Regions from separate parts of the Homo sapiens genome. Here region 1 is linked to region 2. Evidence: chromatin loops called from intact Hi-C (ENCODE). Cell type or tissue: GM12878. All regions are shown on one strand. Links, peaks and the distances in the headings refer to the core of each region. The heading gives the core; the rest is flanking DNA.

Region 1 (5,389 bases), core at 150-5,149, 300 kb before region 2:
GTAAGTATGTACATATGTATTGATTTAGTACCTTGCTCTGTGTAGTTAACAGCTGCTTTATGTGAGACGCATAGACATAGACATTCATGCTTACTTTTTTTTTTTTCTTTTTTGGAGACAGAGTGTCACTCTGTTTGTTGCCCAGGCTGGAGTGCAGTGACACAATCTTGGCTCACTGCAACCTCCACCTCCCAGGTTCAAGCAATTCTCCTGCCTTAGCCTCCCAAATAGCTGAACATTATATTGTTCACCAGTAGTATCTTGTTCCAGGCTATTTCAATTGGAATTATTATTATTAGACCATCACATGTTTATAACCACTTACAGAATTTGATACCACTGTACCTAGCTAATTTTTGTATTTTTAGAAGAGATGGGGTTTTGCCATGTTGGCCAGGCTGGTCTCCAACTCCTGACCTCAAGTGATCCACCTGCCTCGGCCTCCCAAAGTGCTGGAATTACAGGCGTGAGCCACTGCGCCCAGCCAACATTCATACTTTCTTATCCTACATTTTTTGGGGGGCGGGGTACAGAGGTTGGGTGGGGATTCCCGCTAAACATTTAGAACCAACAGCAATGAATAATTTGAGTAATTTGTAATGTGATTGTGTTATTGTGTTATCTAGAACACTATACTCTAACCCTAAACCTCAAGATAAAGGCTTAGATTCCTTTCACGTTACTGTGTCCATGATCTTGACTGCTTCTTCTGCCACATCCCTCCGGTGGTGCTCCCTGCATTGCCACCTACCTGGGGTTCTCCTCGCCTACTGTGCTGTTTCTAACCATCATGCTTTTCCCTGAATCTCTTGAGTCTTTTTCTGCTGTGGACTGAAACTTGATCCTGAGATTCACCTCTAGTCCCTCTGGGCAGCCTCCTGGAATACTCAGCTGGGATGGGTTGGGGCTGCTTGAGGTACAGCTCCCACTGCCTCTGAGTGGCCCTCCATGAAAATGCCTCATGTCTCTGTGTCCCTAAACTGTAGGGTACGTAGCACATTGGTAGATACTTAGTAAATGTTTTGCTGAAGAATTCAAGTTTTTAAATTGCCCTTTTCATTGGACAACTAAAAAATGTGTATGCATATACATGTATACATATATATGTACTTTTTAATGTTCTAATTCTCTTGTATTGTTTTTCATGTAAACATAACTGTTTTGGATTTCAATTGATTTCGAATACATGTTTTGGAGAATATTAAACCCACCACGTTTATATTGTTCACCAGTAGTATCTTGTTCCAAGCTATTTCAATTGGAATTCTTTTTATTAGACCATCACATGTTTATAACCACTTACAGAATTTGATACTTTGGTGCATCCCATGGATTAAAACATACTTTAAAATCTGACATCTATATATTAAACAGTTATTGTAAGCATGATTTTGTTAATGGGGATTTACATCTGCTTTCCAATCTCTGTAGCCATATGAAGTGTAACTAGCCATTATATTTGCTTCTTTAAATATATATCTGGGAAATAAAACTTCAGACAATTACAGTATAAACTAAACCTGATAACAATTGAATAATGAATGATAATCTGTTCAGTTTTTCCCTCCTGTAGAATTAGATAGTTGATGATTTGGTTTAAAAGTAAAAATATTTTTTAAAACCTTGACTTTTCTAAATAAATGAGAATCTGCAAAAGAAACAATGCATATTAAGTACTGATTGTTTCTTGACTGTCATAATGGATGGCCTCTCTCTCTCTGTCGTTTTTAAGAAAGCCAAATTACAGGATAGTTAATATCTTAAAGGACTCTTATCTCAAATACTAGGATGCTGAGACATAAAGGGGGCTTGCTGAGATACTGTGTCAGTAAATGAAACTCAGCAAATCATAATCATCTTTGGATTCTCAGTCATGTTATGTAAGTGGTCACACAGATGGATTTTTAACTCTGATTTTCCTAAGTTGCTTTCCTGGCCATTAAACGGTTGGGAAGGTACTCTCGGATGCAGAATAAGAAGAATGCATTACTGTGACTTTAAGAAGGAAATTAAGTAGGGAGGGAAAATGGGGATGTTGTGACTGCTGACATTTGTGGCCTCCTTTCATTTGCGTAAGAGATGGACTGGCTTCTCTGTGGCTGCGGTTGCCATGGAGAGGTAGTGGGGGAGGACTTCCAGGAGGCAGCCCATGAGCGAGAGTCTGCCTTAGAGCTGCTCCTAGATGTGACGTGAAGGGGCAGGGAGCTCAGGTGTGCCGCGGCGGCACAGATAATGGGGATGGCCGACCTGTCATGGCTGGTAACGTGACTGTGCACATACCCCTGGGTGTGACGGATGTGTTTGTGCAAGTGCCTGTGGATTCTCTATGTGAAATGAAAGGATTGTAATGTTGTGTGTGTTCCCACCCTTTGATGCGATTTCCTACACTTGATGTGATTTGATGAAAAGAGTTTAAACAATTAAACCAAATGTACACCCTGGTTATAAAAAGAGACTAACTTCAATTGGCACGTTTGCATATAGGTAAATGACATCAATAGCAGGTCAAATAAATTACTGTGGGACTAATACACTCAGAAAAATCTAATATGGTAGGTTAAACTGTAACCAGAAATGACTGTGTTACTAACCTGGTATCATTGTTATACAGATATTACAGAGTGGTGTAGCTGGCTAATAGAAGAAAAACGAAACAATGAAAGTTAGAAGATTTTTTTCTGCATAAAATGTAGAAGAAAATCACTTGCATGTTTTGTAGATAAAATGCTTATATCTGAAGAGATGAATTTTGAGAATTTTGATCATTGTTATAGTATATTTTATTGGAAATACTTTTATATCAAATAGAAAATTGCTAACAAGTTTATAGTATGATCATTTTATGGCTTTTGTTGACATAAGTGGTAAATTGAATATGAAAATTATATTTGTCTTTTGTTTTCTTGTGGATATCATTGTGGATATTGCCTTTGTTTAAAAATAAATGTGATTGGTAATTTTAACTTAAACACCAAGCTACAGTTTAAAAAAAATTTCTAAGTAAAAATCTATTTCTCGTGAGGAAATCCTATGATGTATTAAATTTACCAAATATAAAGAAACTTACTTGACTTCTTAGTTTTCTGATGAAATTTGAATGAGAGCCAAGTATTAATATTGTTTTATAGTAGAGTCAAAAATAGTTTAGGTGAAATAATACATTGTCAGTTTGTTAGTCATTGACTGCTTAATGCATATTACAACTTATTTAAAGAATAACTAGTTGCCTAAGTCAAATCTGTGAAATGAATGCCAAATCTTTTCTTTTTAAAAGTATAGTGTTAGGTAAAATCTAGGTGATGGTGTTACATAGTGCCACTGAACAAATTTGTAGAATGTTCAGATTTACTTAGAATTTACTTAGAAATTATTACATTAAGTTAAAATATTTCAGAAATTACTTAATACATGTTAGAGATTATATATATAAAACTATTCCTTTAATGATAACCTTATTTGGCTTCCTAAACCTTCCATTTCTTTTTTATTTGGAATATTGTATAGTAAGTCTAAATTTCTTTACCTTTTGAGTACGATATTTAAATGTATAAACATTTATGAGTTATTAGATACAGATATTGATGTAATTAAACATTTCATTATTTTTCTTAATTTTTAAATTAATTCTAAGTTACATCTATTCAGCAAGGAAGCCAAAATTGGTTTTCTTTTTTTCAATTGCTCGTGCAAGTCAAAAGGCTATGGGGAATAAAATATTTGAGTATTTGTTAGACAATAAGAAGTAATCTTTAATGAGTGCCAGCTACATGCCGAGTGCTACTCTAAATATTCTTATTCTTGTTTTTTCTGAATCTCATGCAACTTTGTGAGGTAGGTACCATTTTCTCACCCATTACAGATGAGGTAACTGAGGTTTGGCTTATAAGTAACTTGCTCAATGTCATAAAGATAAGAAAGGGATAGACCAGGATTTGAACTGAGAGAAGTTTCTAACACCCACACGTTACTGTCATTTTGCGTATTGAAAGTATAGTGTAGTCTGGCATAGTGGGAAAAGCTTTCTGTTCAGGTGTCCTGGGATGGAATCCCAGCTTTCCTTGTCTTAGCTGAGTGACCGAAGTTACGCCTCTTCATGCCTTAGTTTTCTCACAGGTACTTACTAGAAGAATACATGTGAGTACTTTCATTCTTGTGCTAAATGTGAAGACTCCCCTGTTAGTAGTAGTTATTGCTAACACGTATCATTATTCATGATTTAAAAATATAATATGCTAATCTAAATTATGTTTTACTCTTTTTGGAAATAGTTAATAGAATAAAAGGAGGAATAAAGAGGATATGATTAAAGTAATATTGAATGCTTTTCAGTTATCATTAAAATATTTATTGATTTCTAGCAGAGTTTTTCAACCTCAGCTCCATTTATGATTTGGCCTAGATAATTCTTTGTCTTGGGCACTGTCCTGTGTGTCACGGGATATTTGACAGACTCCCTGGCCTGTACCCACTAGATGCCAATTGCAGTCTTCCTCCCTCAGTTGTAAACCAAGATGTCTCCAGGCATTTCCAAATGCCTTTTGGGGGGCAAAATCACCCCAACCTAAAAACCACTAGTGGAGTTATATGGCATTAAACAAGATTGGGATGAGGACATTGGTGGAAAGTGGGGAGGGAGGAGCTGGCTCATGTTGGCAGGTGTGGCTGCACGTGGAAGGTGGGTTGGAAGGCAGGGAAGGGCAGGAGCAGATGCCATGCAGAGGACTGCAAAGAGGCAGAGGCAGATGTCTTGGGGAGAGAAGGGGCTTGGATCTGGGTGGCTGAAGTGGGCAGCTTGGAGAGGTTTTTGGAGGAAGAATCAGAGGACTTGGGGATTGCCAGAGTATTACACATTTGACAGCACTTAATAAAGAACAGTGAAGGTTTTGAGAGGTGGTCACTGGGCAGTCTGCAAGACTGACTCTCCAACCAAGTGAAACCTCTTGTGTACCAGCTTCACCATGCATGAGATTCACATATGTTTCTTAGTGGTAAAAATCATTGCATGTCCTAGACCTTCCTGAGCACTGCAAACCTTGGGTCTTAAGTTTGGGACTGCCAAGTGACTCCCATATTTAAAACTTCCATGATTTGCCTTGGTTTGAAGATTAGGTGTGATCTTGGAAAATGAGAGACCTCAGATTTTGGCAAGGAACATGCCTTGGTATAATATATAATATTCCCTCTTCCTGGATTCTTGCCAGGTTGCTTGCTCCTACCCAGGTTTCTGGCCTTGACCCTAGAGCTTTCTTCTCTAATGCATCTACTTGTAAACTAAATAATTCATTGGACACCAAATAAATTTTTTTTAATGTATTGTGACTCAGTGTTTTTGAGTCACAATTTTGAAGTTTACGGATTTCTGGAAGCAATGCATCCCTATAGTGGGAAC
Region 2 (5,389 bases), core at 88-5,087:
AATTCTAGCCGGTGATCAGCTCCCAACCCAACGAATGCATTTCAATTGTGTTTATCTTTGCTTGCATATCTAGAAACAAGACATAAACACAGTTATCAACCATTTGGCACCTTTTAAATGGACACAATCATCCACTGTCTAACTTGTAGTGCTATTAAAGTTTGATGTGCAGTTGTAAGAAGCTCTGTTGTCTTCCTTTAATGGCACCAAATCAGGTACAGTCAAATGTTTGCAGACAAGATGCCAGCCAAACCTTAAAGCTGCAAAGGCTCAATCTACCTGGCCAGAAAGTGGTGGCCCCACCCGTTTCTCTATATGCATCCTAATTGTCTCTTTCATAAGTCTCCTGGAGGGCATGTGTATGAATACATTAAACATGTCTAGAAGATAATAAGTGGGGTTTAAGTAGTCTCAACTTTAGCCTTTTTGACTCAAAATATCCCAGACCTGGCAATGGAATGAGCGGGATTATCTGCCTTTTTGTTTCACGGCAGTCCAGTCATTCTGAATGTTACCTTTGGTGTTGCTCAAACACCAGGCATTTCACATGCCCTCAGCTAACAGAATAGCTGAGTATGACTGTCAGTTTCTCCCTTAGGTGGTCACTCAGTCCCAAATTTCCCATTTCTATGACTAATACCAGCATATTTAATATGACGTTGAACACCTTGACCTCCTTTATCTTCTCTTTCTCATGTTCATTACTACCATTACTAATTGTACCTGCTTACTACCACCCACAATTTGGTACATGTCTGGATTGGGAAAGCAGCCTCCTAATCATTTCTGTACATCCAGCTTTCCTCTCTGCTTTCTGCACAGCTGCCAGAACAAGCTCCTGCATATGCTGTTTGTAGCACATCCAGCGATTCATTACCAAAAACTAGAGCCTATTACTTAAGGTCTCCAACAACTGGTTTTCTTTTTAACTTCTCTCTTTCCCCTGTTATTTTCTCCTTTCTGTATCCAACTCAGTGTGCTTTCACCTCACTTCATAAGTGTTGCAAGATGTTTGCCCTTACATTTTTGCATGAATCTTTGCACCAGTCTGGGTGTTCGCTTGTCTTTTCTCTCTGCATCTCTCAAGACCTGAGCTCATCATCCACGAAACCACTCTCCTTTAATTAGGCTACCATTCTGATTACTTCTTCATTTTGCTTTCCTTGTCCCCTGTAAGTTTTTAGTCTATTGAAATTTGAGTCAAAATTAAGTAATTTTGAACCCAACGATGTTTTGTTTTATAATTATTCACAGCATGCTTCCAGTGCATTTGGAATGTACCTCAACCAAACTTTGGAATATACCTCCACCATATACATGATTAAAAACTTCTTAAAGTCACAGAATATGTCATCTACTGTTTTTTATACTACCCATATACCATGCTTCTATTCAGCCTTCGTGCAACAAATGCTCATGAGCATATAGGGGCTGCAGATACAGCAGGAGTGAGAAAGATAGGACTAGTTCTTGCCCTCAAGAGCTAGTGGGGAGTGGGCTCATCCAATTAATATCTCTGAGACACAAAGGGAATATTAGGCATGTGATTTCCAAAGGAACAAAAAGAGCATGTGCGATAACTTCACAAGCAGGAGCCAAAACAAATTCTGCATCATACCTAATGGCAAGAGAAATGAGAAAATTGCATCCAAGTATTTATTTTGAACAGCTGTGGGATGCAACAGTACAATTAGAAAATCACATGTCAGGCACTGGACACAGGCATCTGCCAGATTCTGTTGTCCTCCTATAGCCTCTCAAAATAGTAGGACCAGCGTCTGAGGGGTGTGGGGGCTGAAAATACTCTACATTTTGATCTGGGTTGTGGCTACATGGGTGTGTATATATGCAAAAAGTCAAGCCAGGTGCGATGGCATAAACCTGTAGTTCCAGCTAGGTTGCCCAGGCCGGTCTTGAACTCTTGGGCTCAAGGATCCCTTGAGGATCACTTCAGCCCAAGCGTTCAAGACCGGCCTGGGCAACATAGTAAGACCTCATCTCAAAAACAAGCAATCAAACAAATTCATCAAACTGTACCAATGTTATACCTCAACAAAAACTTTTTTAGGTTGAAAAAAAATGGTAAGAAGGGAAAAAAGCACACACTTTGCTTTGGCCATGCCTTCTTATTTATTTTTATTTTTATTTTGTGGGCATGAAGTGAGCATGAAGCCATCTGAATGAATTCTTGTCTCCTCCTGGGCATGTGAGCCTTGGGGTGAGTCAGCGAGTCTTAGAATGCTGAAGGGTTGGTATAAAGCAACCTTCAACCTGAAGAACAATAAACTCTGGCTATACCTTAGAACCACTTGGATGGAGCATCTCAAAAGAAATACCATTGCGTGATCCCCCATCCTCAGAGATCAGATTCAGCTGGTCTGGGATGGGGCCCTGTATCAGTATTTAGAAAAGATGCCACAGGTGTTTTTAATATGCAGTGAGAAATCCAAACCCCTAGTGAGCTCCATTCCCTCTATATAGAGTTAAGGAAATGGAACGTCACAATGGTTAAGTGATTTGCCGACGGCGATGCCGCTGGGTGCTCATCTCACCGTCTAGGGAGGATGTCCAGTCTACCCATGCCTGGAAGAACCACTGGCCTGACGTTACAAAAGAGGAAGTGATCCAAGCCTAGAATCAAATTCAGATGTTCTGATTCTTAACCTCTAGTTTGTTTCACTTCATCTCCCTCAAACGGAGGCATTATTATTGCTAAGAGATTTTGAAATAAAAATTGCAGCTATTGCTTTAAGCTAACTTTGAACTTGTTAAAGCAAGCCCACTGACTGGAAACATTAGAAAGAAACCAGGAGGGTGAAATTTACTCTTTCTGTTTTGTTTTGTTTTGCTTGAGACAAAGTCTCCCTCTATTGCCCAGGCTGGGACCCCAGGCATGTGATGCACCACCACATCTGGCTTTTTTTGTTTGTTTGTTTGTTTTTTAAGACAGAGTCTCACTTTGTCACCCAGGCTGAAGTGCAGTGGTACAATCTCAGCTCACTGCAACCTCCAACTCCCGGTTCAAGTGGTTCTCATGCCTCAGCCTCCTGAGTAGCTGGGATTACAGGCATGTACCACCACGACCAACTAATTTTTTCTATTTTTAGTAGAGATGGGGTTTCACTATGTTGGCCAGGCTGGTCGCAAACTCCTGTCCGCAAGTGATCTGCCTGCCTTGGCCCCCCAAATTGCTGGGATTACAAGTGTGAGCCACTGCACCTGGCTTAAAAAAAGAATTTGTAGAGACGGGATCTCACTATATTGCCCAGGCTGGTCTCAAACTCCTGGGCTCAAGTGATCCTCCCACCTTGGCCTCCCAAATTGTTGGGATTATGGACATGAGCCACCGCACCTGGCCAGTTTTTTCTTGATATGAATAAACAATGTTGATGACCCTCCCGGGCCCTATTCCCCATTCCCTTCTTCCCCAGTCTGTCCCTGTCTCCCCGTTGAGAAAATCTGTCACTTGGGTTAATACTTCTGACTCAACAGACTTCATGGCATCGCTCTGGCGCACTTCCACATTAAAATTTATAATAATTCAAGATTCCAGAAAAATGAGCAAAAAATTAGTCAGAAAAAGACTAGTGAAGAAACTGATGTATCTTAAAACATCCATTTGAGAAAAGGCTTCATCAGATCTTTGCAAGCTGGCTTAAGACTTTAAGACCGCTAGGCAATATACGCACTGCCCAATTGACTTGCCCTTAGGCCTCTCTGTAATGATAACTTGAAACCTATGTGCAACTTGTAAGACATTGAATAAATGTCTGTTTTAATGGCCTCTTTTCTGTCCACAGGAAATTTATTAGTGAGATCACCATTTAGAAGCAAATGTAAACAACCTTCTCAGAAATCTCTCAACCAAATGCACTGAACATAGCTCATTTGCTTACTGCTTTTTATCATTTTCTTTTTTTTTTTTTGAGATAATCAGGGACATTTCTGCATTCATATGTGATGACTTTTTAAAAAATATCACTTTGGGTCTGGAGAGTCATATAAGTTTTAGCTGGATGATCATTCTGTTTTTAAAAAAAGGACACAGTATATTCACATAAAAAAAGGAAAGTACATCTATAAGGTTCCGTGTCAATATGGTTGGATAATAGTACATAGATAAGAGATTCGTTTAGACTAGACCTAACCTTATTTCAGGGTTGGCCAACATGGGAATTAAGTTACAGTAGAGCCCTGGTGCTGAATAATACTCCAAATACAGCTCTGGTCTGTTGTAGAGAAGCGATACCATGGAGAATATTTCTCTATGTGCCCTCATCCTTCCTTTCTGACTTAGAGGAACAGTTGTTTCACTTTCCTTTCCAAAGCTAGACTTCTCATTTTTATTCTCTATCCTCTTGCCATCCTGCCTCCTCCAGGAACTTGTTATCTCATTCATCTCCTTTCTTTATCCTCTTCAATTTTTTTACCTCCGTTGAGGCTTTAATCTCTGCTGAAGACCTGAACAATCTACTTTTCTTTGAAGAAAAAGAAAACAAACAGAAACACATACCAAATTGATAAGCTGATGGGTGATCGTGGTGACCCTTCAAGCTTTCATTCATTTAATCCCTTTCATTTGATCCCAAATATCTAAACCAACTTGTCCAAGCTCTCTGAGTTCTCCACATCCTTTCCTATCAGTGACTGCTCTTTTCTTAAAATTCTCTTTTCTCTTAGTCTCTGGATCATGTCACAATTCTGGTTCTCATCCTTCCCTTGACTACTTTACATTTTCTTTATTGGCATTTTCTTCTCTTCCCACCTCCTAAATGCAAAGATCACTCTTTTGTCTCTTTTAATAGAGATGAGCTCTCACTCTGTCATCCAGGCTGTAATGCAGTGGCACAATCAGAGCTCATTGCAGCCTTGGACTCCTGGGCTCAAGCGATCCTCTTGCCTCAGCCTCTGGAGTAACTGGGACTATAGGCACATGCCACATGCTAGCTAAGTTTTCTTTTAATTTGTAGAGATGAGATCTCACTCTATTGCCCAGTCTAGTCTCAAAATCTTGGCCTTAAGCGATCGTCCTGCCTTGGCTTCCCAAAATGCTCGGATAACAGCTGTGAGCCACCACCTCTGGCCCAGGGATCACCCTAGATTTTACTTTTGTCTTTTTACATACTCTTCACCCAAGAACTCATTCATTCTCATAATTTCTACTGTCCTCTCTTAGTGGCATGACTTTCAAGACTGTCTCTAGTCCTGACAGCCCTTCCCAAGAGCTAATCTCACTTCTTCAATCATCTTTTAAATACTTTATTCAAATGATCCTCTGCTTCCTGCCAGAATTCACAAACTCCTGCCCCATATAGTAGCTCCTTAAAATCTTCATTTTGGCAAATGGTGCTATCTTTCTTCCAGGCAGCTAGGCTCAGAATCCTTGAGG

The links. Hi-C counts contacts between places; a loop is a spot of excess contacts. Peaks named below come from ENCODE experiments on the same cell type or tissue, not always from the same donor. Only the 100,000 strongest peaks of a DNase experiment are listed, where the experiment ranks them.
Region 1: it touches region 2 in a loop (3-fold over the local background); 1 of 110 quality-filtered maps calls a loop at or near these places.

What each region holds. Positions count from the first base shown.
Region 1 is chr6:12,058,852-12,064,240 of GRCh38, forward strand. The region is part of intron 2 of HIVEP1 (HIVEP zinc finger 1); the gene reads left to right. Among named protein-coding and RNA genes, the nearest start is that of HIVEP1, 49 kb to the left of the region's middle. In GM12878, for the core only: no CTCF peak of the experiment used is centred there; a DNase peak (open chromatin) is centred at 2,120; H3K4me3 peaks cover 1,490 bases; H3K27ac peaks cover 3,442 bases.
Region 2 is chr6:12,354,947-12,360,335 of GRCh38, forward strand. No RefSeq gene overlaps it. Among named protein-coding and RNA genes, the nearest start is that of EDN1, 67 kb to the left of the region's middle. In GM12878, for the core only: a CTCF peak has its summit at 2,863; DNase peaks (open chromatin) are centred at 585 and 2,635; H3K4me3 peaks cover 763 bases; H3K27ac peaks cover 2,998 bases.